Regions from separate parts of the Homo sapiens genome. Here regions 1 and 2 are each linked to region 3. A link is a loop called in an ENCODE intact Hi-C map of the cell type or tissue named here. Cell type or tissue: heart right ventricle. All regions are shown on one strand. Links, peaks and the distances in the headings refer to the core of each region. The heading gives the core; the rest is flanking DNA.

Region 1 (9,936 bases), core at 672-8,671, 74 kb before region 3:
CCTTGTGCATATGCCTAAAATCAGACCAGCCGGTCCCCAGTACACTCCCTTTTCCTAAGCATTTTCTAAAGACAGAATTCATGTTCCTGTCCAGCAAGAATACAGTCTCTCAGCTACTCCACATAAAAAACAAGCTAAAAAGACAACTTTTTTTTTTTTTTTTTACTATTTTACATATCAGGCTGTGACACTCAAACAAGTAGGTAGGCTGTCCTAATATCAAGTGTGATGTAAAAAGTCTGCAACCGGAATTTTCCTAGTGACCATTAAGACTCTCATTTTCAGTGGGCTCCACAACATCCTCCTCATCCGCCTGTGTCCCCGAGCGCAGGCCACCCCAGATGGGCCAGGCAGCAGTGAAGAGCCCTCTCTACAGCTCCACCGCCTAGGAAGGCTGGGACCTCAGGAGGTCGCGTGACCTCTCACATCTACTTCCTCACTTGTCATTGAGGGGTTTTAGTTCTATGAGATAGCTTTGGTCTCTTTCTGTTCTAAAGAAAAGACGTAACTCACTCTTCTATAATAACAGCTACATTTTAAGCCACCACAGACCTCATCCTTTTGATGACAAAAATGCCTTGCCATGCATTCAGGTCGAGTGATTAAGCCTTGTGGAGAAGGGGCCGTTATCTTGGTCAACGCTTCCGCACACCGGCTGGGCCGTCTGTCTGACGTGCCCCCAGCCCTCAGGTGCTGCCAAGAGCAGCCACCTGGACCACCTTCAGCCCTTTCATCGCGGACAGAAACTGCACTTCCCATGCACACTTCTCAGCTTACTTTACAGAGTTAAACTTAAATCACCGGAGGTTAATTAACCCATTTATGCGCAGTGTTCCATTATTGGAACGCTAAGCATGTGGGAGTTATTTATATCCTACTGCTCAAGGTCATTGCCAAGGTCTGATTTTTCACACGTCTGCAATTCAAAAAATTGCAACCTCCGGCATAAAAGGGTTTAAAAGGAGAACCACTGAGACAAATCTGCCATTCCAACTTCAGAAACAACTGAGTGACTGCTGACCTGGTATTAAAGTGCTCCTCTGGCCCCAGAAGCCTGTGAGCCTGACTCCTATGTGATCCCTAAGGTTGGACAGTGCCAGGAACAAAGCGTTTTCTGGAACCTAAAGCAAGGGGGGAAAGCCGCATTTTTAGAAAGTTTAAAAGTAAAGTTTACATGTAGCTTCAAAGGGGTGATCAGTGGAAGTGACAATGACTAATGAGATAAAACTGCCACCTGAAAATTAACATGCAATGCGGAAACACGGAGAGGGAAAGGGACATTTATCCAAGATGTCTTACTTAGAGAGACAGTCAGACTTTGTAAAAGAGAAAAGTATTCTAAAGTTATGATTTAATCCAGAAATGCACCAGAGATAACCCTTCTCCTTGTTGCTCTCCTTCTGTGACAGCAATGACAGGCTGGTGTGCACAATATTTCCGATATTTTTGCCCAACTAGACACTGGCCTGGCCAGCTCATTTGTATGGGGTTTGCATAGGTTTGCATAACTTCTACATGAGGAGGTGTTTGCTCCATGCATCTATCCTTAATTCAATAATTTCGGTATCTGTTCAGAGGTGGTAGAGGGGAAACAGAAGCCATAAAATAATCACAGTCAAATACTGCTGATTTAGAGAAAGCACACAAACACACACACTCACACAGGAGATTGGCTACAGGTCGTCTATGTGGCAAAACGTCACAGCAGCAACCTGGAATATTGTCTCCTCTCCTTTTACCCCACCCAGGACTAAATGAATATGTCTAGAAAAGGGTGAGTTTTCCAAAAATTGACCACAGGCCATAGGAAAGACATAAAACCAAATTACACATTTCAGTGCTTCAAAGACTGTCAAAAACTGTAATGTAGCCAAGAGCTCAACCAGTGATTTCAAGTTTGTGTTTTCAGCATGCATCCACCTTTTAAGTTAAGATGTCAGCAGTGAAGGTTCACAGCATTCCTGGGACGTGGTGCTCGAGCCCCAGAACCAAAGCTCGCCTGCCTCCAGGGCATTCTCTCCAAGACCTCGCTGAACTCGTGGAATCCGCATGGCCTCCGTCATCGTCTCATTTCCGGGCATCCCCGGGGTTGGAAAACTCCTAGATCTCTCTCCAGTGGCCTTTGTGCCCTGGAATTATTGAGGCAATTCAGTAACGGGATCGCCAATGAAAAACTTGTATCAGGAGTGTTGATCTCCCACAAAGTAGAAGGCCACCTACTGCTGCCTCATTAATTGCAAAATAAATCCTCCATGCAATAACCAGAAAACACTGTGCTGCTAAGTGAAGAAAGCAGAAACCAAGAAAGATCTTTCCACGCCTCATGGTATTCAGTCCCTCCTAGGGCTCCCTTATGCTTCAATTTCTGCACCTAGAGGCATGATTTGTAAAGGTTTTCAACATTTCCATGACAGAACTGGGCCTGAGAAAGCCCACCCCAATGGCATCCTCTCTCCTTTCTCAAAACGTACTGGAGATGTTTCATTTCATGGGATATTGTAAGGGCTAACCCACAGCCTACGGATGGGAGAATGTCTAGAATGTTTCTAAATGCCAAAAATATTTTATAACTCTAATGTTCCTGACCTGCCATCATCTCAAGCCACATAACCATCTGAATTAGTGGGAGAAAGTGACAGGAACAGAGCGCAGATCACAGGGCCACAAATATGCCCAGGGCACGCCCAGGCATTGTGCCAGCAGCCCACCCACAGACAGTCTATGAGCACAGCAAGGTGCACCCAGTGCTGCTGTTTGCCACGTGCCACTGAAGCACCCAAGCCAGTGAATGAGGAGAGTAATCTGGCCTGCAGACATGCTCTACCATTATCTCCATCCACCCCACAGCCAGACAGCCGGCAAGCTCCTAGAGGCCAGGGAACTTCTGAATCCCACAGTGCTTCACTGACCCCAGCTGCACCTCTGAAGGGCACACAGCAAATGCATGTGGACAGACTACACTAAAAACACCCAACTTCTGTTTGGTAGCCTAGAAGGGAAAATTTCGTTTCACTGGGATATCTTCCAAAATTTCATCAAATTGGCTCAAAAAGTAACCAAGCAGTCAGCCCAACAGATTTCAGGGCCATATTTTCCTGGTAAATGAAAAACGCCCCATGCTGGGACCTCTGCTTGGTATACCCAGTCAATCTTAAGCATAAAAAAGCACAATCTTCAAGAAAAATTGTACGCTCAAGAATGCAAGAGAAAATTACATTGGTCATGAAATGGCACATTCTAATTCCTCAGAAACATTGCTTCGTTAAAATTCAGGAGTTTTTAAAGATCGATCACACTTATACTGATGAGACCCTCATTGTTCCTGAGAGTCTTCAGATCTAGTTGTGGCTTTGGGGTAACTCAGCTGGGATTCAGACGGGCCAGCCTGCAGAGCCTACTGTGGGCGAAGGAAGAGCTGTGCCTGTGAGGAGGTGAGAGGTGCTCCAGACACCCAGGGACCCGGCCAGGTCCCCGCAGCTCAAGCTACACGTTCTGCAACCACAGCCCGATCATCACAGCCATCTGCGCCTCACCCTCTGCAACTGTACAATTTGATTTGTCCAAGGCTTTTGCCAGCGCCAACATTTTATAGTTTCCTTCAGCAAATACTCAATAACTATGTATTGAATAAATAAGTGAATGAGTGAATGAGCTTCCAAACTAACAATTGCTTTTGCCTTCCAACACCTCTGTTGGTGGCAGAGGGCTTTGTGGCTGATTATGTCATTTGTCATTTTGTTTTCTGGAGCACAACAGATTGAGCCTCAGTTGGAGAGGTGTAAAGACGTCAGCAAACAGACCGGCTGGGGAAGGAGAGGCGGCGTGGATGTGTGTGCCACTCTTCAGACACGCTCCTGAGCAGATACTGTGCTGTGACTCAGAGGCCCAAACTCCATCCAGACTTGGTAAACAGCCTGTTTTAGGTTTATTTAGTTTTGCTATTGATCATAAACTGAGAAAATACTTCAGAGTTTAGTTAGCCCCAGGAAATTAAAATCCCCATGTGTCACAAAAGAAGGGCTGACTGGGCCCCTGGGCAGAGCTGCCTTTCTCTCAGGAAGCCACGGTGCAGAGCAGGGCCTGCGGGTCTGTTCACTGGGGTTGAAAGTGTGGTCCTTATGTAGACTGCACCCTCAGATATTCTTATAGGCCAATGATCTTAGAGGCAAAGTCTGGTATAAATGAACTGTGATTTAAATTAATGGATAAAAGGTGTTTCTGTTCTTCTGGTATAATCTAACTTCTGAGAATGCACCAGCACCTGACTTCTACTTTAGTTTTATATCTCACTAAATCCACAAATCAGGAGTAGCTCACACATCTGAAGGTAAACAACAAAACTCTTTTAAGATACCCTAATTTTTTACATGTGCAAGAAGCAGGTGCCAAAAAATGCCTAAAACAAACGCAGATCTTTTTTTTTTTTAAAGAATACCTGTCTGAAGAATAAAGAAAGAAAAACAAGCAAATGAAGAAAGCAAATTAGTGGAAACTTTCAATAGCTATCAATTCTTCCAGCCAAGCAAAAAGTGCATAATTTAGGGTTCTATGGTTCAGGATCATTTTACCCAGAATAAGTTAAGATATATTGAGATAGTTGGAGAATGCTTAAGATATAAACAACGATTAATGGACAGGAGGCTGCTACAAACTCTGAAACTATCTGCAAGCCAAACATTTTAGGTATGTAAAAGGTTAACTGATACTTTTCTATGGAAAACCAGGGACAGGAAGGAATCCCCAGCCCCTCTTCCTCTTCAAGGATCAAGGCACTGAGGACCCTGAGAATTATGGGGAAACAGAATCATCTAGTTTGACAATAACCAGGGGGAAGAATGGGTGCCCCATCAGCAAAGGGGAGGCACCAACTACCCAGGCCCTGCCGGCTCCTCCAGCTGTGCTCAGATGGGAGGACTGAGGTCTCCCCACAGGGTACAGCCCCACACAGTTACTGAGCCCACCACGTCTGCCCACACAGTAAAACTCCCCAACAGGGTATGGGAAGGGCAGGAATCTGCTGTCCTGACCGGAACATCCAGAATGTTCCCATGGTTCTCCTAGAGGCTGCTGAACCTCTTCCAGGAGCCCCCAATATCACAAGGAAGGCTGAGATATGATGGGATTATTCTTCATGTAGGAGGAAGCCTATTCTTGAAGACAAGTCTTCACCTCTAGAAGCTCGAGCACCCAACTTCAGCAAGAAGGAATTTACATCTGGCATTCTGCAACCCAGCTGTTCTCTCCACCTCCCATCTCTCCACGGCAGTCCCAATGGCTCAGGACTGGACACAGCTGGGTCTGTGGCTGAGCATAGAGACAGACGGCCCCATAATTTTAGCAATGACTCATCTCTCTTTTACTTTGCAAAGTATGACAGTGGCCAGCTAGCAAACTTCATCACAGTCTTATTTATGCTTTCTTCACTGAAGCTCCCAAAAGATGGAGTCGGTGTTTTTGTTCAACTGTAAATTAAAGACAGATGACACTCCTGAAGATTTCGTGTTAAGTGATTAGTCAAGTAACTGGCCATATAGTACTAAATTCTACTTATATTTACACACTTATGAATCCTTGAACAGTTCAATGTTCTGCAATCTACAAAATGCTTTTACTCCCTTTAACACTGTTAGTCACCACAAATAGTCTAGGCCTCAAATAATCTCTCATTTCCTCAGTTTATACACCTATGCAATGAGACAAATGAGAAAGTGAATATGATGTGATTTAAGTCCCTAGGAACTAAACCATTATGCGTGCTGGAACTGAACAATTTTACTTTTAGAACTCAGAAGACTGACACAAGAGCATATTCAAAACAACTGCTAAACAGCTCCAGTGCTGGGACCTTTACAGCCATGTGGAAAATACCAAGCAGTGGAGCCTTCTGAATTGTTGCAAAGAGGAACAGAGTCCCAGCTCCTTATGAGGCCTGACTGGTGTTTCTAAAAGTCCCCAGATGTCAAAATGCCTGAAGGCTTGGGGCTTGGATGAGGCTGTTTCCACAGTGCCTAAGTTCTCCTGCCAAAGCTCTGTGCTTGTTCATTTCTTTCCTAGGTGGTGTTTTAAGTGCTTCTAAGTAGGACAGTCATATCAGGAGGTCCTCATGCTTTGCGGGTGTCATCACAGTGCAGAAGGTGCGGTCAATTGCCATGGTCTGTGGGGCTGCTACCGTGGCCCCGTGACTCACCTTGCAGAGTGACCACGGTCTGCAGGGCTGCTACCGTGGCCCGTGACTCACCTTGCAGAGTGACCACGGTCTGTGGGGCTGCTACCGTGGCCCCGTGACTCACCTTGCAGAGTGACCACGGTCTGTGGGGCTGCTACCGTGGCCCCGTGACTCACCTTGCAGAGTGACCACGGTCTGCGGGGCTGCTACTGTGGCCCCATGACTCACCTTGCAGAGTGACTTCTGCATGGCTTTTCTTTCATAGTCACTATATTGCGCTAACACCTTTACAGATTATTTTTAGATTGTTGAAATAGAATTTTTCAGCAATATTTTAACTTGAAATAGCCAAAGTTGTGTATCTGGTCCTATTAGCAACTAAATTTTTCTTTACTATAAATTGGACACAATTTTAATATAAACAACTCTAATATGGATAGCTAAACTAATCTTTCAGTTTCAATACACGTGTCCTTTAAACAGATAGGGAAGAGACCTTTATCAGTGTAATTTTGGCTAAGCTAATGGAAGGTGGCTAAAAGGATATCATTTTCCTTTATTCACCTGAAGTTGAGGTTGGGACATTTGCCTATTTCATTCTGCATTACATTCAACTCACATTTATCTAGAGGATTATAAAACTGCCAGACATTTTACTGATTAAAACCACCACCCAAATATTACAATTAGGATTACTACAGAAGTAAATCCTCAGTTCAAAATGTGAAAGGAATACAAATTAGTAATTGTTCCCATTCCACCTTCTTCACGGAATAGAGTGATCACTTTGGAGAGGATAATAGTAGCATCTGGTCATTTATCTGACGGCTTCTACGTTTATATGAGATTTTCTAAAAATACCTAAACACCCAAATTACTAAATTAAAACTAGTTATGCAGGTACATTTTGCCTTAATGTCTTTGCCTCTTGTGAGATAAGGTTTTTAACGTTTTTCTCTGTATTGAACCAATGTCAGTATTTTCTAGTCATTCTTCCACTAATTATTCTAAATTGTAGGAAGCTTATATTAATTACTTGCATTTTCTCTGAAATAAATATTTGATTACCAGGTTTCAATTGGGACTAAATCCAATCCTCATAATAAGTGTTTCTCTCTCCATCCATCCACACTAAGTTCAATGTGAAATCAGAAGAGTGTAGGAATAAGAATTTGGGCACCTCCCGCCCCACCCCATAACCTGAGGGCAGACAGTGGAGAAGGTTACAGAAGCCCACACCATAGGGTGGCGCCGTCGTAGTCACCAGCCAATTACTTATCCAGAGGATGTCCCCACCCTGCACCCACTCTCCAGAGGGAAGCACCGGGTAGTTTCTCTTTATCAGATACAACTCAAGAGATACAGAAGGCAAACTCATTTCAACCTTACTGTTTAAACTCATGGCCTTCAGTGATCCTCCTACCTGGGCTAAACGTTAAAAAGTGTTAACAACTGTTTTTTGAAAAATCATGAAAAACAAACAAAAACTTGATAACAGAACAGATCATCCTGATTATACTATAATAAATGTCATTACAGCACCAAGATCAAGACATCTGAGTGTATCTTTCTGTACTTTATGGGACAGTATTTCATAGAAAGATATACTAAGATATTTGCAGACTTCTCCTGCTCTCCAGAGGGCTGCTTTCTTATTTCCTCTACGTCCTGGTGGGGATTGTGCTGTTGCGGGTGACACCAAGTCTCTGTGTGTGGTGACTTCTCCCAGCCTGACTGCTTTCTAGCCAATCTCCAGTCATTTCCCCACATTTGCCCTCCAGACGCATCCAGCCACACGGGCTGGTCCAGGCTCTCCACTCGGAGTGAGCGCCACCTCCTAGGCTGCTGTCTCCGCTCAGACCACCTTCTCTTTACCCAAGACTGAAGCCCAAAAGTCACTCTGCAATCCACCTTCTGCCCCACCTGCCCTGCACATTCCAGCTACCAACACAATCGGCGCACGGATCCCTCCACCCCAGGCCTCTTCTCCACAGCTGTTGCTTCAGCTCAGGCCCTGTCCCCCAGGCCAGGGACAGCTCCTCACTGTCCTTCCTGGCTGGCCCTCTCAGCTTCCGTCTCCTTCTCCACTGACTCCCACCCTCAGCCACCAGACTCAGCTTCCTAAACACGCATCTAATGACACTGTCTCCTCTGAAAAGTGCAGTGGTTCCCACATCGTATGGGATAATCTATGCAGAGCATTCAAAACCTCATGGCGCCAGGAGGTCGAGGCCAGCCCGGGCAACATAGTGAGACCTCATCTCTACAAAACATTTTAAAAGTTAGCTGGGCATGGTGACACACACCTGTATTCCCAACTACTCAGGAGGCTGAGGCAGGAAGATTGCTTGAACCAGTAAGTTGAGGCTGCAGTGAGCTATGATTGTGCCACTGCACTCCAGCCTGGGTGGCAAAGCAAGACCCTGTCTCTAAAAATAAATAAATAACAAAACTCTATAGTTTGACCCTAACTTTCTTTTCCAACTGTATCTCTAGCTCTCGTCTTCCTGTTCCAAGGACAACATAATATGAGTCAGCTTTAAAATGGAAGGAGATTCTGAGATAGGCTCCAATGTGTGTGAACCCTGAAGACTTTATGCTAAGTGAAATACACTAGACACAAAAGGACAAATACTGCATGATTCCACTTATGAGGTATGTAGAGCAGTCAAAATCATAGAGACAGAAAGTAGAACCATGGGTGTCAGCGGCTGGAGGGAGAGGGAATGCAGAGTTAATGTTTAATGGGTACACAGTTTTGGTTTGGGAAAATGGAGAGAGTTCTGGAAATGGATGGTGGTGATGGTTGCACAACGTGAATGTACTTAATGCCACAGAACCGTACGCTTAAAAATGGTTAAAATATACTGTTTCCATAGCAACTGAACCATTTTACATTTTTTCCAGCAACACAGAAGGGTTCCAACTTCTCCACATTATGTATATCTTACCACAGTTTTTTTTAAAGGGACAAAAAGTTTGAGAAACAAAGTTAACAGTGTGCTGTGAAAGCTGAGTTGAAGGACTGGCTTGAGTTTCCCCCACCATTCTCTAACAAGGGTGCAGCCTTGACTTCCCTACCACAACCCCCGAGTTTCAAGAAAGACATGGAAAAATGTGGACAGCCCCAGCAAACCAGATCCCAGGACAAAAAGAGGGAAACTGTTAAAGCGTCAGGCTAAGCAGACAGACCCCAGACCCCTTGTGCACAGCGGAACCCTCTCCCAAGCACTGAGCTCACTAAGCTAACCCAGCATCGCCACGAAGCCTCCTGCAGGAAGCACGCCAACTTTAAAATATTATATGAATTTCAAGAAGAAAGCCTACAAAGGAAAAGCCCAGCAGACACCTCCAATGGCCCCCATGTTAAGTTACACAATTGACAACAGAATCCTGTCCCCTGACTGTCCTCGGCAAGCCTGTCCATGTCACCCTCTGCCCACTCATGACACCTCCAATCTGACCATCACTGAAGTGACTGCCCCAAGCCAAATGAACCACACACCTTGTGCTCCACTGCAAGTGCTCTTAACCCTTTCTGGAGGTCAAAACCCTCCTGAGAATCCTATCAAAGCCCTGGCATTCTCCCCAGGAACTGGCAACATTTCAAGGAATTCACAGATGCCCCTGGGCCCCTGGGGCTTACAAACACTGTCCCAGTGCCTGTCTCCTTCACATTTCGCTTCTGTACTGCACTTGAGAGGGACGCTGCAACCTCCCTCCATTTGTAAGAACTATATAACAAATTTCAAGAATCCCTCAGGACTCTC
Region 2 (9,936 bases), core at 1,230-9,229, 92 kb before region 3:
CATCAAGCCACACAGCACGCACAGCAGCCCATCCTCCCCTTAACGAAGTCAGTGACCAGGCAAAAGGTAAAGAAGAAAAATGGAAAGCACGCACAAACAGAGCCGTGTTATTTTTACAATATTTTACCATCTTTTCAAAGTCCAGGTGGGTCAGAAAACATCACAGAGAACATATAATGCAACTGAAGCTTAGGAAGAGTTTTCCCAAGTGGTTTCGCTATGATTATTTAAGGTATCTCATTCATATACTTTCAAGAGGAAAAATGCGTAGTATTATATTTAACCTTGAACTCAGTTTTGTGTGTATTTTTGTTTCTTTCCTTTTTTTTATAGACAGGATCTCACTCTGTTGCCCAGGCTGGAGTGCGGTGGTGCGATCACAGCTCACTACAGTCTGGAACTTCTAGACTCAAGCAATCCTTCTGCCTCAGCCTCCTCAGTAGCTAGGACTACAGACACATGTCATCATACCAGGCTAATTTCTGTACATTTTGTAGGGATGGGGTCTCTTTATGTTACCCAGGCTGATCTCAAACTCCTGGCCTCAAGTGGTACTCCCGCCTTAGCATCCTGAAGTTTTGATGTGTGAGCCACTGCGCCTGGCCCTCAACTTGTTTTGTTAATGATGCCTTCCTGTGGTCCTTTAAGTATATACAGGTTGAATATCATTATTTGAAATGCTTGGGACAAGAAGCATTTTGAATTTTGGATTTTTTCAGATTTTGGAATATCTGCATGTACATAATGAGATATCTTCAGGATGAGGCAGAAGCCTAAACAGAAAATTCATTTATGTTTCACATACACCTTACACATATAATTTTATACAATATTATTAATGATTGTGTGCATGAAATGAAGTTTAAACTGCCACCCGGCACCATGGTCAGCTGTGGAATTCTCCACTTGCAGTCAGCACTCAAAAAGTTTCAGATTTGGCCGGGCACGGTGGCTCATGCCTGTAATCCTAGCACTTTGGGAGGCCGAGGCGGGCGGATCTTGAGGTCAGGAGATCAAAACCATCCTGGCTAACACGGTGAAACCCCGTCTCTACTAAAAATACAAAAGAAAAAATAGCCGGGTGTGGTGGTGGGCGCCTGTAGTCCCAGCTACTCGGGAGGCTGAGGCAGGAGAATGGCGTGAACCCGGGAGGGGAGGCTTGCAGTGAGCCAAGATCGCACCACTGCACTCCAGCCTGGGCAACAGAGCAAGACTCCGTCTCAAAAAAAAAAAAAAAAGTTTCAGATTTGAGGGTGTTTGGGATTTCAGATTCTCAGCTTAGTGATGCTCAGCCTGTAACTATTCCTACAGGTTTTTATTTTCCAGGTGAGCCACAGGCGGCATGGAAATGCAGAACTCCTTTCCGGACTCAGGCCTTTGGGCATACCCTCCACATCCAGGCCCGCCTTCCCTCAAGAGCACAGTGCCAGCAGCATCGCCAGCTGTCACAATGCCCAATGCTTTAGCATTTAAAGACCTCTACGAAATATCCCCTGAGAACATGGCGACAACCAGCTGGAAACATTGCCCAGTGTGGCCGGCGTTCTGAGGATGACACTCATCCTCAGAGGACACTCTGAGAGGTGTCCAGCAGTGTCACCCACGGCTGGAAAGCGACTCCTTAGCAGTCCCTGGGAGTGTGGCAGAAGCCAAGCCCGGAGGGCCATCAGAGCTTCCTGCCACCCGCAACACCGCCACCAGGATGCACAAAGACTCTTTCACATGAGGGTGGATCGGTAGGCAGGTGCCAGGAGGCCTGAGTGGGCTCTGTTGCACCCACCATCCACCCCTGACAAAGACTGAAGTCAGTCCCTGTCTGGCTTTTTGAGGGTGGGATGGGGTCTTATTTGTGTTTGTGTCCCACCCATTACATGTCCTGGTACTCAGAAGCACCCAGTAAGCTCTCATGGACTCAACAGCTGAATGGACAGATGAATGAATGGATCTGAAATATAAGATAGGAAAGGCCATATCCATCCTCTGTCTTCCCCAACAATAGAGTTTTTATTTGCCCTTATCCTTTATCTGCCCTTTGAGGGAGGTATCACTTTCTGCATTTTACAGAGGAGGGAGCTGAGACTCTGTGAGTTATGTAATATACCTAAGGCTACAGAAATGCTAGCGGATGTAACAGGGATTGAACTTACGTCTCTCTGGATCCAGAATCTGCATCTTTCCAACATGTCAAATCATCTCCTTAGCAAAAGTCTGACTCTGCAAAATTTCTCAAGTAAAATATAAGAATAAGGAAAAATAAATACATTAATTTATGGATTTAATCTCAGATGATCTACAGTAAATGAGATAAGCCAAAACATGACAAAGCACACAACCAAACTGATGCTCAAAACCCACCTGGAAGCTGTTATTCCAGATGCAAACAGTGAGTGACTCAGAACCCTCAGGTTCCTGGGAAGGAGCTAAGGTCAAGACTGAGGGAGGAAGAGGAGGTGAAGGGGCGGGTAGGGGTCCAGGCAGCTGTCACTGCCTGCTCCATACCCCCAGCAGCATCCACAAAGCCCTGCTCTGGCTTTCCTGGTTCTTCCACACCCATGCTGCTGGCCTCTCTGATTAGATTATACCGCAAAACCTCTAGGGCAAGGACTGTCTTTTTTCCTTTTCAACCACAACGTCTATCACCATGCTACACATGGTCCTAATTCTATCCAACTGCATGTCCTTGCAGGCCCACCAATATCTCCCTTTTTTTTTTTTAAGAGACAGAGTCTCACTCTGTCACCCAGGCTGGAGGAGGGCAGTGGTGCCATGATCATAGCTCACTTCAGCATCGACCTCCTGCCTCAAGTGATCCTCCCACCTCAGCCTCCTAAGTGTCTAGGACAACAGGTGTACACCACCACACCCGGCTAATTTTTTTTTTTTTTTTTGGTAGAGACAGGGGTCTCACTATGTTGCGCAGGCTGACCTCAAGCTCCTAGCCTCAAGCAATCCGATCCCCCAACCTCAGCCTCCCAACATGCTGGGATTCCTGGCGTGAGACACCATGCCGAGGTTCAATGTCTCCTCTGAAAGGAAAGAAGTGGACAAAGCCATTCTGCAGATTCCCAACACTGTCACCGAGGCTGCCCGCACAGCTCTATTATCTGTCCTGAAGCATTGTTAAGAGACTGCGCTATCGTTCCATTGACAGTTTGAAGTTCAGTGACAGAATTATCTGGAGAGGGCAGACCCTGTGGGATGAAGGCCACACAGCTTCAGTCACAAAAGAAGGGCTATGTGCACCCATCACCAAGACACCCAGTGTCTGTGAGTCTTTGGTACAGTCACTGAAGGCCCTCTCTCCCACCTTTCCTTCACCCCTCACTGTCCCTCAGACCCCACTCTCATGCACACCTCCCGAGCCACAGGAAATACTCCACAAAGACACATCACATCTAAGATCTTATTTTAAGTGATCAAGGTCTAGGCAAACAGTTTTATGACTGACTCTAACTTGTTTTTAAGAGAAGGTTATTTCCTTTATGGCCTTCAACATGTTTAATACTGATTATTAAGAGTGCTAGAGTGCCCACAGGAGAAGGGGGGCTCCCCTCCTCACATACCAACCCCTAAGTCCTCAGTAAACTCACACAGACAAAAACAATTCTGTAAGTAATAAACGTAACAGGCTTGGCACATCTAATAATTACTTGGAAGAGAAATTGGGACTGGAATGCACAGAAAACAACCTATTTGGGATTTGCTTTTCACCGGCGAAGTCATCATCATCCGGCTCATGAATTCCCAAGGCCACTTGATGGGCGTTCATTACCAGTACGCGAAGCCACTCTAGAATGGCACTCTAAGAACCGTACCCCAGCTCCCAGCAAAGCCAGAGGTCTTCCCTGTGACTGCCCACAATCCACGCCATGGTGTGCAGGGCAAGTGGGGCCGGGTCGCTCACAGGCCTCTGCACCAAGGACAAGCCTCTAACTTAAAGTCTAATCTGCCTCTGCTGAGAACATGCCTTAGTTTTTCATCTTTGGTGATAATTACAATCTCCTTCCAGCTATGGGCAATGGAAAAATGTAGTAAGAATATCTTACTATTTTAAATAAAGTCAAGAAGACAGGACCAAAGCAAAGTATATGAAACCAAAAGCAAACATAACTTTTGGCTACAGTGGTTCTATAGCCACTGTGTCTCAAAATCCAGAAGCCACAAAAGAAAATATTCACACCTATGACCACATAAACATCAAAACTCCAGCCTGGCAAAAATCAAAGTGAAAAGACAAATGCAAAAACAAATTTAAAAGACAAATAACAAAAACTTGGAAACAGTATCTGCATGCGTTATCACGCATTAGGGAAGTCTGCTTCCCTAATACATAAAGCACTCCTAGCAATCCAAGAGAGAAAGTTCAACAACCACAAACACACATGGCTCTGATGTGAAACACGCGCAGCCTCCCTTCCAGTAAAAGAAATGCAAATTCAAACTATGTTTAGATACCATTTCTCACCTTTCCAAAACTGTGGTGACCCAGTCTACCAGTGAGGATGTGGTCGAACAGGCACCTTCGCCCACCTTTCACACAATCGCGCCTCAGAGTACACCAGCACAGGCCCCAGGAAGGGCGACTTGGTGATGTCAACCAAAGCCACAAATGCACACGCTCTGGCCTTGGCACATCCAATTGCAGAAATTCATCCTAAAGGTACACGTGCATGTTTGAGAATTGAAATTAAGAGAAATAAAATATATTATTCATTGTACTTTGTCTATAATAGCAAAATTTGGAATTAAGTCAAAGGTTCATCAATAGAGGACTGGTTATGTAAACTGGCATGTCTATTAAATGGGACACCAGATGGCTGTAAACAAAGGCAGAGGAGAGGTGTGGGGCGGCGGGTGGGACAAGAAAAAAGGGAAGCTTTCTGTGTGCGGACGTGGAAGGATCTGTAAGGCACATTGAGTGTCGAAAGCATGGTACAGGAAAATGGGCTTGATGAAGGGTGGAGGTGGCTAATTTGTTTTTAAAGTTGTTTATAAATGCATACAGAAATTCTAGAAGGATATATAAGAAACACGACTGCAGAGACAAGGCAGGGACAGAGTGGACAGCAGCAGGCATGAATGAATGCCTTTGATAATTGATTTTATTTCTGAACCATCTGATAGTTGCCCTTAAATAGAGGTTAGGGATGCCAGCCCGCTCCACGGTCAAAAATCCAAGTATAGCTTTTGACTCCCAAAAATGTAACTACTAATGGCCTATTGTTGACCATTACGGATAATATAAACTGCCAATTAACACACATTTTCAATGTTATATGTATTATGCATATACTTACAGTATTCTTATAATACAGTATACTACAGAAAAGAAAATGTTATTTAAAAAATTAGGGGCCAGGCATGGCAGCTCATGCCTGTAATCCCAACACTTTGGGAGGCTGAAGGGGGAGGATCACTTGAGGCCAGGAGTTTGAGACCAGCTTGGGCAACATAGTGAGACCCCCTTCTCCTCAAAATAAATGTAAAAATTAGTCAGGAGTGGTGACATGCCCTGTGGTCCCAGCTACCTGGGAGGTTGAGGTGGGAGGATCACTTGAACCTGACAGGTCAAGGCTGCAGGGTGCCAAGATGGCACCACTGCACTCAGCCTGGGCAACACTGCAAGACCCTGTCTCTTAAAAAATTTTTTTTTAATTAAAAAAAGAAAATCATAAGAAAGAGAAAATATATTTAGTATTCAGTAAGTGGAAGTGAACCATCATAAAGTTCTTCATTCTCGTTATCTTCACATTGAGTACGCTGAGGGGAGGAGGGAGAGTCAGGGTTGGCCATGCTGTCTCAGGCGGGGCAGAGACAGAAGCGATGAAGGAGGTGGGAACCGGGACAGGAAAGGCACGCACACTTGGTGTAACTTCACAAAACACACTGCAATTTCCATCTGCCTTTTTTGCTTTTTCATTTATCTAAGTGTTTCTAAACAGCACCAATTCTTCTTCCCCTGTTTGTTTAGTTTCAGTGCCCACTTCATAGACGGATTCATGTCATAAAAGAAGTCAAAAGCAGTCTGAATAACTGGAACCCTTCTGCCAGACTGTCTAATGTCAATTTATTTTCTGGCACTGCTTCTTCTATGTTTTTTTCCCATCACCTGGCCCTGGTTTGGAAGTACTTATCTCCATTAAGTCGTCCTGTGTTAATTCCTCTGGTGTGGTGTCTACTAGCTCTTGAATTTCTCCAAGATCCATATCTTGAAATCCTTCCTTCCCCCTCTCCCCTGGCGCACCTTTTTATTTTTTTTGCCATAGCCACAGTCTCTTTCATGATTTCCTTGGTTGGCTCTGTTGCAAATCCCATGAAGTCATGCACAACATCTGGACAGAGTTTTCTGCAGCAGGAATTTATTGTTTCGGGTTTGATAGCTCTCACAGTTTTTTCTGTTACAACAGTGGCACCTTCAATGGTGAAATCCTTTCAGATTTTCCTGACCTTCTCTCTATCAGGGTTCTCCTTCACAGCGTTATTATCCTTTCCATAGAACGCCGTGTGTAATGAGCCTTAAAGGTCCTTTTGAGACCCTGATCTAGAGGCTGATATGAGATGTCTTATTTGAGGGCAAATAGACCATTTCAGTCTTCAGCCTTCAGTGTTGAACTCATGGGGTTCTGGGTGGCCAGGGGCACTGTCCAGTATTGAAAGAAGTTTAAAAGGCAGTCTCTTACTGGCAACGTACTTCCTGACTTCAGGGACAAAACACTGATGGAACTAATCCAGGAAAAGAGTTCTCACTGTCCAGGCCTTCTTGTTCTACAATCAAAAGACTGGCAGCTGGTGTTCACCTTTTTCCTTCAAGGCTCAGGGGCCGTCCTGTTCATAAACCCAACTGCATTTGCACAAAATGATAAGAGTTAGCCTATCCATGCTGCTTCTCTTCCTTACTAATAAATGTCCTTTGTAGCTTTTTTTTCCAGAATAGACCACTTTCATCTGCATTTATAAACCTATAGAGGCAGATATTCTTTCTCCTCAATGATTTTCTTAATGGTATCTGGGAACTCAACTGCTGCTTCTCCTATTATCTTGACTTTTTTTTAAGCCAAATCTCTTTCTAAAATTATCAAACCATCCCTTGCTGGCACTGAATTCTCCATCTTTAGATCCTTTGCATTTCTTTTGCTTTGTCATATAACGACTTTGCTTTTTCTCAAATCTTATTAGAGTCTATAGGTGAGCTTTCTAATAGCCATCCTTCTACCATATAAAAGCTGCATTTTCAATACAAGATACAAAGGTATTTTGCAAAAAGTGCAAAGTTTTTGTGCCTGTTGGCATATAGCTGCAGTGACGGCTTCACAAATTTCCTTTTCTTTTTTCCAGTGGTTCTTATGCTGGTTTCATTTATCTTGAAATGGCAAAAGGTAACCACAGCTGCCAACCTCAATCTACAGCACAAATCGAGCAATTCAACTTCTTCTTGCAATGTCATGACTTTTCTCTGCTTCTTGGGAGCACTTCCAGCATCACTAGGGGTACTTCCTATGGGTTTGGGTCCCATGTTGCTCTTCGAGGCTTATGGTATTGCAGGAAATACAGTGAAAATATGCAAGAACCTCAAGAGATTCCTTTTCACTGTGACATGAAATTTACTGTTGAGAAGAACTGCTCATGCGGAGATGATAAGGATCACATAGTGTCTTAAGTGGATACTGAAAAAACTTGAGCTGACCACAATAGCAACCAGATGTGGCTACAAAATTATTACAGTAGTATAGCAATGGACTACAGTTAATTTTATGCAGTTATGATTTAATACTACATCTTTGTGTTTGCGTTACATTTCTCGACTGCAAATGGTACCATGTATATATGTAAGTGTGTGCATAAGTTTTGATAAGATTTAACTTTTTATAACAGGTACGCATATATTTTACAGTAATAAAAATGACAAAATAGACTAGTATCTACATATATTTTATGCATTCATGACATGCCTAACTTTGTCTTAATTTTTTTCAATATTTCTAGGCTACGAGATTCATATGCAAGTTTATTCAAATATTTGAAAATCTCCAAAAATTTCCAATATATTTATTGAAAAAAATCTGTATACAAGTAGGCCCACACAGTTTCAACCCATGTTGTACAAGAGTCAACTAAGTTTTTCAGTTTTTCAACTGTGAAATGATAAACACGCCCTCCGTCAGCAGGCTGACGCATGCAGGCTGAGTCTGCCTTCCTCACACTCCTTCCGTCTGCTGTGTCATCTTCCCTGTCCCCATCCCTAGGGATCCCTCCTACACCCCCACAGCAGGACCAGGTTTAGCAGTCTCCCATCTTCAGGTCTGTGTCCATGACAAGGAGTTTCATAAAATGGAAATTATTCTTGAATATCATAATTTGAAACCAAAACAAATGGGGCCCATTGCCCAAACCTGCAGCAGGTTAAACTCAAAAGGGCTGATGTTGCCATGACAAGGATTGAAGCGTGTGTCGGTGTATACAGGGCAGTGGCTGCCTGGCCTCATTCCTCAGGGGAGTCTGAAAGAACCACCTTCCCAGCCCTCCCCAGCAGCTTCCAGGTGGCCTGCCCCACAGCCTGTGCTGCGACAGCATGCTGGGGACTCCCTGAAGTCATCCCTGCTGCACGAGACCATTCTGACCAAGCCAGGCCCAACACAGAGATACAGACCTGACACTAGCACCAAGAGGGCCATCTCCCATCTCTGCACTCTTCAACATGTGAGTACCAACCAACTGTGAGCTCAGGAAATCTTCTTTGAAAAACTAACTCCTCCTCCTCCCCTTCCCCACGCTGCCCACACCATACAGTCACAACATTCTACAGAGGAACCACCTTTCAGCCAGAGATGCTGAGAGGTGGAGACCTCTAGGAATATCTAAGGTCCAACTCCTGTGCAACATCCACCAAGATGAGCCCTGAGTGTGGAAGCCGGGAAGCCGCCCAGGTCCTGGCCTGGGAGCCTGTGCACTGGAGTCCAGGACTGCAGCAGCAGGGCTGCCTCCCGGGGGGACCAGACCCCAGGACCCTGGATCCACCCCTGGCGGTGCAGGACTCTACTCAAATCCTTCCAGGTGCTTGCTTTGCCTGAAAAATTCCAGAAATGACTTCCTGGTGACAACTGCACTGTCTACCAACACTTCAGGCCATAGTTTGCAGATGACTCGTGGGCCTTTGTACAACTGAAGCTCATTCCTTCTTTTCATCACATCTTATGGAGCAGCTAGGATCTCCTTAGCCCTCTTACTAGGAGAACCTGGTGCTTATCTAGCTAATGCCTTCAACAAGAGGTCCCCAGAAAGATGCATGGGCTTCCCATTCCTAAGAGGGTTCTGTTCTATTTTGGGGGTTTTTCATCTTCCTTTCTCTTTTTCTTGGGGAGTGAGGAGGAGGGGGATTCATTTAAAAGATTTAGCTCATGTAGAAAATAACTCCCTTTTTCTTTCATCAAAAGGAAAGTCTCGGACAGGAGCAGTAGCTCGCACCTGTAATCCTAGGGCTTTGGGAGGCCAAGGCAAAAGGACTGCTTGAGCCCAGGAGTTTGAGACCAGCCCAGGCAACATAACGAGAGCCCCTCTCTACAAGAAAGGAAAGAAGGAAGGAGAAAAGGAGAGAAGGAGGGCAGGGAAGGAAACGGGGAGAGAGAGAGAAAGAGCGAGAGAAAGGAAGAAAGACAAAAAAAACTAGCTGGCATGGTGGCATGCACCTGTAGTCCTAGCTACTCAGGAGGCTGAGGAGGAAAGATTGCTGGAACCCAGGAGCTGAGGCTGCAGTGAGCTATGATCGTACCACTGCACTTCAGCCTGGGCATCAGAGTGAGACCCTGCCTCTAGGGAAAAAAAATTGTCTTCAGAAGACAAAGTTAACCTATTTCCCCCTCAACGGATCTGACGAGACATCTGGGCCGGGGTCTAGGCACCACATGGCTGCTGTCCAGCATGTGCCCTGCAGGGGTGCAC
Region 3 (9,936 bases), core at 1,344-9,343:
CCAATATTTTCAGCATAATTAATAGTACAGGTACTAGCTTCAGTCCTTTCTCTGCCTAACAATGAAGCAAACAATGCCCCCCAAAAAATGTCCCTAAAAAGTGGCAGGTCTTGTGGCCTAAATTTTCAAATAGTAGACAGAACCTTTGCATTCCTATTTTGAAACTTAAGACTCATCTTCCATGTACACCCGTAATATAGGTCAAGATGTAATTCTAAACTAACACAGTTCATATAGGCAGAAAGTCTCTTTGACATCAGAAAATAATGGCTTCCAGGAGATTTTTTTCTGAGACCTAAAAAAAGGAAGGAACAGAGGGAGAGAGGGAAGGAGACAGAGAGGAAGGAAGAAAGAAAAGAATAATTTTGGACTACATAGCAATTTTGCCGCTATTCATATTTAATATCCATGTGCCGCTATACATTCTGTTAACTATTTCCAAAAATTTTTCCAGGTTAATATGGTGCGCTCTTCTTTTACAATGTTTTATCACTTCTTGAGGGATAACATTTTTCCTTCTCTACTAACTCTTACACAGGAAGAAGGACACATCATAGAGACTGGATAAGCCCAGATTCCAAAGAAAGATGAGAAGAAACATGGCAAGGACTACCAGAAAGATCAGAGCAGTCTACAATTTCAAGAATTCCTGCCCAGGGCCCTGAGGTGGCTTTGGTTTTACGTGATGACGTAGAGCAGTCACCTCCCACCCACCACAAGGAGACTTTATGCTGGCTACATGCAGAGACGTCAGGAGCTCAGGGATCTCTGCTGGACTGCCTGCCAGAAACCATGCACAAGGAGCAAAAGTCACTCTCCTCTGACTGTGCTTCCCTATCAGTCAGGGAGGTTACCCCTGCAGCAGCCCAGAGCAAAAACAGAGAGCGTCCCAGGAGCTATGAGGCTGGTCTGCCAGGCTGCTAAGTCAACCAAGACTACAGCACAGTCCCAAACTGTAAACACCTCTGCAGACGGGCCCTTGCTCTCCGCGTGCCAGGCAAGAAAACTATTCTTAGAACACTGTCAGCAGTTGGGGGAAAATAAATATTTGTCTATGTATGTATATACTCCAGTGGGAGTAGGGTGGGGTGCAGGAGTCTCAAATAATGTGCCAACAAATTGGCACAAAATCCCTTAATAAGCAGCTGGCACTGGCTGCGTTCCACTGCAGGATTGTGGTCTTGCAAACCAAGCCCATGAGAGGATTCAAGAGACAGCCCTAAAAACCTGCCGGGAAGAGTCTTCTCCAATGTAAATACAAACCTACACGAACCAGGACCATGGCCAACAATGGCAAGCCCTTCCAAGGGTAACAGCAGAATGTTAAGAAATTAGAGAGGTCATTTAAAACAAGGGAGGAAGGTAGCTACAATTCCATTACAGCAAATCCCTTACTGGCATTTACATTCCCAGCCCTAATTCCTAACACTGTGTTCAATGTCAATAGCAAAATGAAGCTCTTAAAAAGAATTAAGCTTTCAAAGATCATAAGGAAGTTAGCCCCCTGTTTTAAAAAGCACTGCTTAGAAAGGTCCATCAAATAACATTTCAAGGGTTGATGGGAAACCAAATATAATTCAATAAATATACATGGGTAATACTCAGACATCCTCATTTGTCTATGTAATGACTCAGATTTGACACTCTGATCCTTGACTGAACACAAAGACTATATTCCAGAAGAATTGTGCAGAGTACAAAGGGAGAGTTACAGATGACAACACACTCGAGTTAAAGACTAGAAAAGACAATACCATATACAGAATGCAGACATGACTTGATGCAATGGCAGTCTCCCTGTGCAGACTTTGCAGAACCTTCTCTGTCATTCAATACTCAGTCCTGAAGCTCCAGGGAAGATACAGAGAGGAGGATGCCATTCTTGGCTAGCCAAACCGGCAGAAAGGGCCGTTTTTAAAAGGAAGCTTCCCAGCACTAGCCCTTCGAGAAGGCACCAACCTCCTTACCAGCCATAGGACCCTATTTTTGAGAGTCAATGCTGCTCACCATCTCTATCCACCTCTACTGCAAATAACTTACTAATACTAGCGCTCAGAACCCACATTCTGTGCAGCTACTCTTACCTCACATCCTACAATGCCTAACACATAGTAGGCCCTCAATAAATATGTATTGCAATGGTAATTAACATTTAGAAAGCAGCGCTGGTCCGGGGATGAGAAGATGCCAAAATAATTAGAAAAGAGAAAAAGAGAAGGGAATAGACCAAGACACAGAGGAAAAGAAAAGAAGCAAATCAAAATTATCTAATTCTAGCTAATTAAAAAATTTTGGGGGAAAAACAAAAATCATGCTAGTTCATGCGGCTATGGGCACACAGCAACCATTCCTGTGCCTGGGCAGAGCTAAGGAGTCCTGCTTGCTTTAAAGAGCTTCTAGCTGCCCTGACTGGCGACGAGGTGTCCCTCCAGGTAGGTGACCCAAGAACGCTGTACTCTCGGATGCGCCTTCCCCCAGTGCCGCCCACCCACCATGCGTCCCTGTCGTCCTGAAAACCTCTGCCTCATCGGGAAACCTTCTCCTTTTCCAATTAAAAAAAAAAAAAAAAAAGTTTAAACAAGCAAATGCCCTCTCCGCCACGATAGCGATTTAACCTAAACCGAACCCACTGTCTTCCACCGGTGTACTCACAGGGCGCGCCCCCAGGCCCACCCGGGGCGGCGCACCGGGAAGGGGTCCCGAGGAAGCTTCCTAAAGGCTGTGCAGGGCAGACCCCTTCACAAAGGCAAGTGCCGGGCCGGGCTGGGTGCTTGTCGCTTCCTGTTTATTCCAAGGTGAGGGGCAGAGAGAAATTCAACACACGCCTGCTTCCTCCGGGGCTCGGAGACCCAGCCTAAGTGCAACAGCAGCAGCCCCAGACAATCGACTTCCCAGCCAATGCCGGGAGCTCCGGGCGGTCCCGCGACCGACGTCAACGCGCGCGGGGGGACCCGGGGGGACGCCGGGTGAAGCGGGCCCGAGGGGCCGGGGCCGGGGAGCGCGCGGTGCAGGATGCGGGACTGAGGGGCTGCGGGGCTTGGCCCGCCCCCTCCTTCCCGCAAACTCCCCGGTCAGGTCCTGCAGGATCTTCCCGCTTCCCGCTGACCTCCAGTCCCTGCCCGCCACGGCTCGCCGAGGCCTAGGGGCGCGGAGACAGTTGGGGCTGCCATCCGCGCGCCCATCCTGGCCTCCGGGCGGTGCAGAATTCAGTCTTGCAACCGCGGGACACCCTGCGCCCCAGGGCACCAGGAAACAGAAAACGGGGTGGGGGTCGGCGAAGTCCCTCCACCGGCGTAACCCCGCCCGCGGGCCAGCCCCGGATCCCCGCCGTGCCCACCGGCAAGCCCACCCGGACCAAGCCTCACAGACCTCGCGCGCTCGGCGCCCAGCTTCTCCCTCCGGCCCCAGCCGACGGCGCAGGCTCGCGGACGTCCAGTTCCCAAAGCGTCCGGTTCCCGAGTCCCCCGCCACCCCTCCCTCCGGAGCGCAGCGGTGAACTTGGGCCAGAAGCCCCGACCACTGCGGCCACCTCGGGTCCGCACTCACCTGGGCCGCCCCCCCGGAGCGGAGGCGGGGACTGCCCGCAGTGCGGCTCCGCGGCCACCGGCCCTGCTGGCCAGGGGGAGGGGCGCTGTGCGGGGCGCGGCAGGGGGCGCGCGGCGGGCCGGCGGGGAGCGCGGCGCGCCGGGGTTCTTTAAGAGCTGAGGACCTCACCCCCGGGCCTCCCCCGCGCTCCCCGCCCTGCTTCCACTTTCCCAGGCACCCGCAGCCTGTCTGGCTGCAGCGGCGGCAGCGGCTCAGTGGCTTGCAGGGGATCCCCGGCCGGCCGCGGCGGCGCGCGGAGCGGGCAGGGCCAACGCACTCGCCTGCTAATCCCGCCGGGCCCGGTCCGCAGCCTCAGCGCGGGGAGAGAGGGGACGCGGCGCTGCGGCCGCCGGGGAGGTGTCCCGCCTCCAGTCGCCGGAGGGGGGAGTGTCCCGCCTCCCGCCGCCGTCGCCGCCGTCTGTCTCCAGCCGTGACTGCGCGCCGCGGCTGTGTCTGTCTCCAACTCCTCCAGTCTCTCCTCCTCCTTCCCACTCCGCGGTGGGGACCCGGCGCGCGGCCAGGCCGCGGGTACCGGGGCCGCCGTGGCGGGGGCTCAGGGGTCCCCGGCTCACAGGCTGCGCCGACCCCTGCGGGGGGCGGGCCCGGAGGCCGGGGGTGGGCAGTGGGGGAGGCGCGCGGGCGCCGAGGCCGCGGGACCCGGGGCCGCACTCCCGCCCAGGGCTCGGGCCCGCGTGGCGCGCGCCCACCGCCGGCCGCACGGGGAACTCCAAGCCGAGCGCAGAGTACGCTGCAGGGGCGCCCGGAGGAGCCGGCTCGCTGCCCGCAGGCCGGGGGCGGTTTCGGGAGGCTGGGGGCGCGTTCCAGCACAGAGTACCTCGCGGGCTGCGTGTGCACCACGGGCCGCGGGACCTCGGGCAGCCGCCTAGAGACGTGCAGTCGGGCGGCAGGACACTTAGTAGGACGGAGCAGTGCTCGGCGAGCCTTGAGGAGCTTGAGGCGCCCCCGGACCCCACCTGGTCGCCCCCTTAGTATCCTGCCCTCTTTAAAGGAAATGGCTCCTGCCTAGAAGGTCAGATGGATTCTTCGCGCTGTGACCCTTTCTCCTTGAAGGACCTACACCTCCTGTGAAGACCATTTCGGACTTGACCTCCACCTGAGTGCAGACTTTGTTCAGAAGTACACGCATTGCCTCCAGCCACCCCTACCATGTTTGATGGGGGATTGGTTACTGCCAGAGCATATGAGCATTTTAACCCAATTTTATTGCAGTCACCAAAATTAGTTCGCCTCTGCCAAAATTAACCCCCCTGCAGACATATCAAAATACTACACTAAGCAGGGGTTTCAGGCTGGGTTTAAGATAGATGCAGCTGATTAAAGGAGTGAACATTTTCAACTGTCCCCACACACCCCCCAAAAAGTTGTCCAGTTCATATTTCCGTAATGTCAGAGAAATGAATCTTTTGAAACCTACGTTTTGTCTAATTTGTCAGTGACTTTTTAGTTAGTGAAATGTTGGCTGAATTCAGTTTCCCTTAAGCCCTCAGCTCTCAGCTATGGTGGTAATTGCCGCTAGCCTTTGATCAGTGCTCATATGTGATGTAATAATAACTACCATTCATGGAGCGCTTCTGTGCTAAGCGCTTTACATGGATTGTCTGATTGAGTCCTCACAATAACTGGGAGCTATTACTTCTCCATTTTACACATGACGAAGTTGAGGCTAGAAGGATTTAGTAATTTGTCCTCAGACCACAAAGAGATGGTTTTACATCCCTAACTAGCTGCATAGAAAGCTGGGAGCTGAACCAGCATGCCATACTGCCACCTACCTACAGCAGCGCTGACAGTTCTTCAGCTCAGCCCGCAAACCAGCCAGCATCTGCCCTGTGCCCGGCAATGAGCCCGCTCCAGCTGGGAATGCCCAGGTCCTGGTCTAACTGAGAAGCTTGTAGCAGGGGAACTTTGAACCTGGCTGCCTGGGTAAACTTTTTTAAATGAGCAATAAGCTGATAAGTGCTTCACACAGGTTATCCTAATCTGACAAGCATATACTTAGTTTATATTTAATGTCCACAAATGCAAAACTCACATGCTTTGGGGTTGGAGAAACTGTGCTCTTGCCCTCTTTAGGTAGAAAAAGAAATGACTTTTTCCATCTAAACGCCCCATGGACAATGAAGAAGAAAAGTTTTTCCAAAACCACAAAGCAATGCCTTCTATTTCACTTGCACATAATTTCTCTGTGTCTAACTTAACCGCCTTAAATTGAGGGCTGAATTTTAAAATCATAATCTCAATTTCTACCATTTGTGATGAATCTCAATCTCGTGTTGCCCTTTCTTATCTTATTTATAACTAGAAACTGCTGCGGCTCTGTATTTCTATCTCTAGAAAATATGGGAGGAACCTGTCCCTGTGTTTTCTTTTTTTTGTTTTGTTTTGTTTTGTTTTTTGAGGCGGAGTCTCGCTCTGTCGCCCAAGCTGGAGTGCAATGGCGTGATCTCGGCTCACTGCAAACCCCGCCTCCCAGGTTCATGCCATTCTCCTGCCTCAGCCTCCCGAGTAGCTGGGACTACAGGTGCCCGCCACCACGCCCAACTAATTTTTTGTATTTTTAATAGAGACGGGGTTTCACCGTGTCAGCCAGGATGGTCTCGATCTCCTGACCTCGTGATCCGCCCGCCTTGGCCTCCCAAAGTGCTGGGATTACAGGCGTGAGCCACCGTGCCCGGCCTGTCCCTGTGTTTCCTACTCAGTCCTCCCTGTATTTGTTTTCCACTTCAGCTATTCCCTCCCACACCCTTCCAGACACACACACTCTCCCTATAGCAATGCTAAGAGTTCGAGGTACTTAGATGTAAGTTTGCTCTCTGTAAAATGCAACATGATTCTACATCGGCTTCATCCTGACCATTCGCTCATTCCAAGGGCCCAGACTGAAGCGCAGCAGAGCGGAGACTTTGTTTTGCTCCGTTGGTGGAGAACTTGGACCCCAGTACACAGAATAGTGCCTGACACAAGGGGCTCAAAGGGTTTTTTGGAATGAATGGTACCTTAGTATTGGGATAGATGAGTAAACAATATTGAGATAAATATTACTAAAATTGGGTGGAAATCAACTGAAATTGGTTTCAAAGAGTGAGAGGTGAAAAAGATTATTTTTCACTGTCAATCCTTGCAGCCTGTCTCATGTCAATTATACCCTGGCCATACTTAGTCCATAGAAGTTTGCTAGTCAGTCATCTAAGGAGACATAAATAGAAAAGGGAAACATGAACGAATGTTGAGAAAAAGGGAATTTGAGGGCCAAGTGACCTCAAGTTGAATGTGAATTTGAGAACACAATTTTGTTTCTTGGATCTCATGCATAACATTTAAATGAAATTTATCCAATATGATTCATCCTATGCCTTGTACTCTTTAATTTAAATGAGAAATAGAAGGAAATGAGAAAGAGAAGCTTCATGTGGGTAATTCTGGTCCTGGAGAAGTGGGAGCCCCGCTCTAGATTCTCAGGACCAGAATCTACGATGAGCAGCCCCGGAGCAAGGGCTCTGTCCCTGAGCCTGGACGACTTCTCCTGCGCGTTTCGCCCCAACACGCAGCATCGCCACACCTCAGCGTCTATCTGTACACTGGAAGTAATAGTTACTACTTCATGGGGTCTTCTGTGACACTGGCCAAGTCCCCATCTGCATACCCATCCCCTCCCTGGGATCCTGTGGACCCCGCTGCTCCAGGACCCACCAACCTCATTCACTTCCTTTGGGATCAGGTTGAAAATCACACAGGATGGAAAGAGAAGTGTTCTGCAGGCAACTTCTGCTCTCAGCCTGGCTGCAGAGCTCTCTCCTTGGGCAAAAGCCACAGCACCTGCTCTCTCCTTAGGGGCCAGGGAGTGAAGACAAAGGGAAAACACAGCAAGAAAGAAAGAAATGTGTGACCTCAAAGACAATCCATCCAGACATATTTGTGTGTGGTATCTACACATTACATCGCTGAAAAATGATGAAGCGTTTCCTGAGCTGTGATACATGTACTGTCAGATCTCTTACAAATATTACAGTACCTAAAGTTTCCCCAGCCCTGCGCACACCTCCCGCATCTCAGTCTGTACAGCCACAGCTCTATCTGTCCTGTTGCCAAGGTGGCCCCCAAGTCCCCTGCACCCCACAGAGCATCCCAGGGTAGCTGAGTCTTCCCTGAGCTCTGGGTCTCTGAGGCTGCAGTGATGGCTGCTGGTTTGAGGTGGCCTCTGAGGCCTCCCTTCTGAATTCTCCATTTCTCTCTGACACATGGTTCAGTCAGCTGTCTACTGGGGTATAAATTGCCAGCAAGTTAAGTGTTGAGCAAGGTACCCGGCCCAAAAGGTAAATAAATAAATGTTTATTTACTTTTCAATAAATATTAGCTTCCTTCAGTCCTTTTCACTGCCTTACAAGCAAGGACAAGCTCTGGTGAGTTTATACTGTGTCAGCTGAGCCGTGCGGGTCCCATGCTTCCCAGAATTCCTTCCCTGCAAGGTTCCAGGTCCAGTTGGCCGCAGAGAAAGTTGTGTGAGATTTGGAAGGAGGAAGGCAAGTCGCCGTTTGCAGCGTCTTGTGGGGTTCCAGGTGCTGTGAAGCCCTCACACCTCCTTTACCTGAGGTCCCCTTGTCCCCACTGGGCCTCCCCCCGAAGCATCCCCAGTCCCGGGTGAGGAATGTGAGAAGGGCACCTGTGGAGAAGGGCACCCTCCTCGTCCTCAGGTCACCAGTATCCCTGAGGTTGAAGGAGTGTGAGACGGCCCAGGCTGCCCTGTCCTCAAGGGCTCCAGGTGTCCCCGTGAGTGTGGTTTGTCCTCACTCTGCCTGCGGGCCTGCCAGTCCCAGAGCCATGGCCTCCCACGGCTTCTCACCAGCCACAGCGGCCCATCATAAATCCCTGGTCCCAGGCTGCTTTCAGAGGCTCTGCTTTTTCATCAAACACTGACGGAGGCAGGATTGTGTGCCTCTGCATCTCCCTGTCCCGCTGGTGAGGGGTCGTTTGTAGAGAACATAGCAATGTGGCTTTCCTTACCGGAACGTGCTCCATAAGAAAAGGGCGAATTCCTTGAAAAGGTCCCTTACGGAAGAAGATACTTAAGTAGCCAACAAGCATGGGAAGAGGTACTCGCTCGGTTTGCACTGAACTCACGAAATAGCACACCCACTAGAATGGCTGAGGTTGGAAACAGTGACAATTGTAAACATTCACCAGGGTAAGGAGTCAGTAGAACCTGCATCCCAGCAATTCTCCTCCTGCGAGGGCACAAGAGGACTGAGGGCAGATGTCCAACAAATGGCACCCACGAGGAGCTTCATGCTGGCTTGCTCAAACGCAAGAGAAAAAAACTGGAAATAACCCGAATGTCCATCAGGGAAAAAAGATAAATAAATTTTGGTACACCCGTGTAATGGAAGATTACAGAGTAGTTTAAAAACCGTGAAACTAATGAGCAGTGATATTGAGCTTTTTAAAATATGTTTGTTGGCCACATGTGTTTTCTTTTGAGAAGTGTCTGCTCGTGTCCTTTGCCCACTTTTTAATTGGATTATTTATTTTTTTCTTGTAAATTTGCCACTATCCTCAGCAAACTAACACGGGAACAGAAAACCAAACACCTCATGTTCTCACTTATACGTGGGAGCTGAACAATGAGAACACATGGACACAGGGAGGGGAACAACACACACACTGGGGCCTGTCAGGGGAGAGCGGGTGGCGGTGGTGGGAAGAGCATCAGGTTAAATAGCTAATGCATGCCGGGCTTAATACCTAGGTGATGGGTTGATGGGTGGAGCAAACCATCATGGCACACATTTACCTATGTAACAAACCTGCACGTCCTGCACATGGACCCCGGAAATTAAAATAAAATAAAATTTTTTTAAACCCATGAAACTGCTGGCACACACAACATGGATAAATGCCACAAAAACTTATTTGAATGACAGAATTCAGGCTCAAAAGAATAGTAACATATGGTTTTATTTGTGTGATGTTCCAAAACAGGAGAAGCTAACCGATGATGATAGAAGTTAGATCCATGGTCACTCAGGATGGTAGTGGGTGGGAAGGGGCAAGAGAGCCCTTGGGGGAGAGGGAAATGATCTGTCTTCATCTAGTGTGGTTGCAGGGGTATATGCATATGTAAAAATTCATTAGCTTTATGCTAGTGAATTCATTAGCTGTGTGTAAACGTCATACACATTTATATTATAACACCACATTTTTAAGGTTTTGCAAAAAGGGAACTCTTGGATGTGGGAGGACTTTGTAAGGCGGGGTCACTCAGCAGCAGAGCCAGCTCTCTCAGGCGGGGAAAAGCAGAGAGGCAGTCTGCCCACTGGATTAGACTCCCCAGAC

The links. Hi-C counts contacts between places; a loop is a spot of excess contacts. Peaks named below come from ENCODE experiments on the same cell type or tissue, not always from the same donor. Only the 100,000 strongest peaks of a DNase experiment are listed, where the experiment ranks them.
Region 1: a loop joins it to region 3, with 3 times the contacts of the local background. A loop is called at or near these places in 20 of 110 quality-filtered maps.
Region 2: a loop joins it to region 3, with 2.8 times the contacts of the local background. A loop is called at or near these places in 11 of 110 quality-filtered maps.

What each region holds. Positions count from the first base shown.
Region 1 is chr18:13,285,051-13,294,986 of GRCh38, reverse strand. All of the region lies in intron 2 of LDLRAD4 (low density lipoprotein receptor class A domain containing 4), which reads right to left. Among named protein-coding and RNA genes, the nearest start is that of C18orf15, 50 kb to the right of the region's middle. RefSeq lists enhancers at 2,718-3,228, 8,118-8,671. In heart right ventricle, for the core only: no CTCF peak of the experiment used is centred there; a DNase peak (open chromatin) is centred at 5,250; H3K27ac peaks cover 1,641 bases.
Region 2 is chr18:13,303,136-13,313,071 of GRCh38, reverse strand. The region is part of intron 2 of LDLRAD4 (low density lipoprotein receptor class A domain containing 4); the gene reads right to left. Among named protein-coding and RNA genes, the nearest start is that of C18orf15, 69 kb to the right of the region's middle. RefSeq lists enhancers at 8,463-8,962, 8,963-9,464. In heart right ventricle, for the core only: no CTCF peak of the experiment used is centred there; no DNase peak of the experiment used is centred there.
Region 3 is chr18:13,211,705-13,221,640 of GRCh38, reverse strand. It overlaps LDLRAD4 (low density lipoprotein receptor class A domain containing 4), which reads right to left and starts at 2,881. Exons shown (of 7, transcript NM_001378100.1): 1 at 2,653-2,881. It overlaps LOC124904255 (a long non-coding RNA gene), which reads left to right and starts at 4,369. Exons shown (of 2, transcript XR_007066300.1): 1 at 4,369-5,529. RefSeq lists silencers at 3,721-4,090, 4,211-4,260, 4,341-4,390. In heart right ventricle, for the core only: CTCF peaks have their summits at 4,327, 5,178 and 5,386; DNase peaks (open chromatin) are centred at 2,800, 3,360, 3,880, 5,400 and 2 weaker places; H3K4me3 peaks cover 3,518 bases; H3K27ac peaks cover 4,151 bases.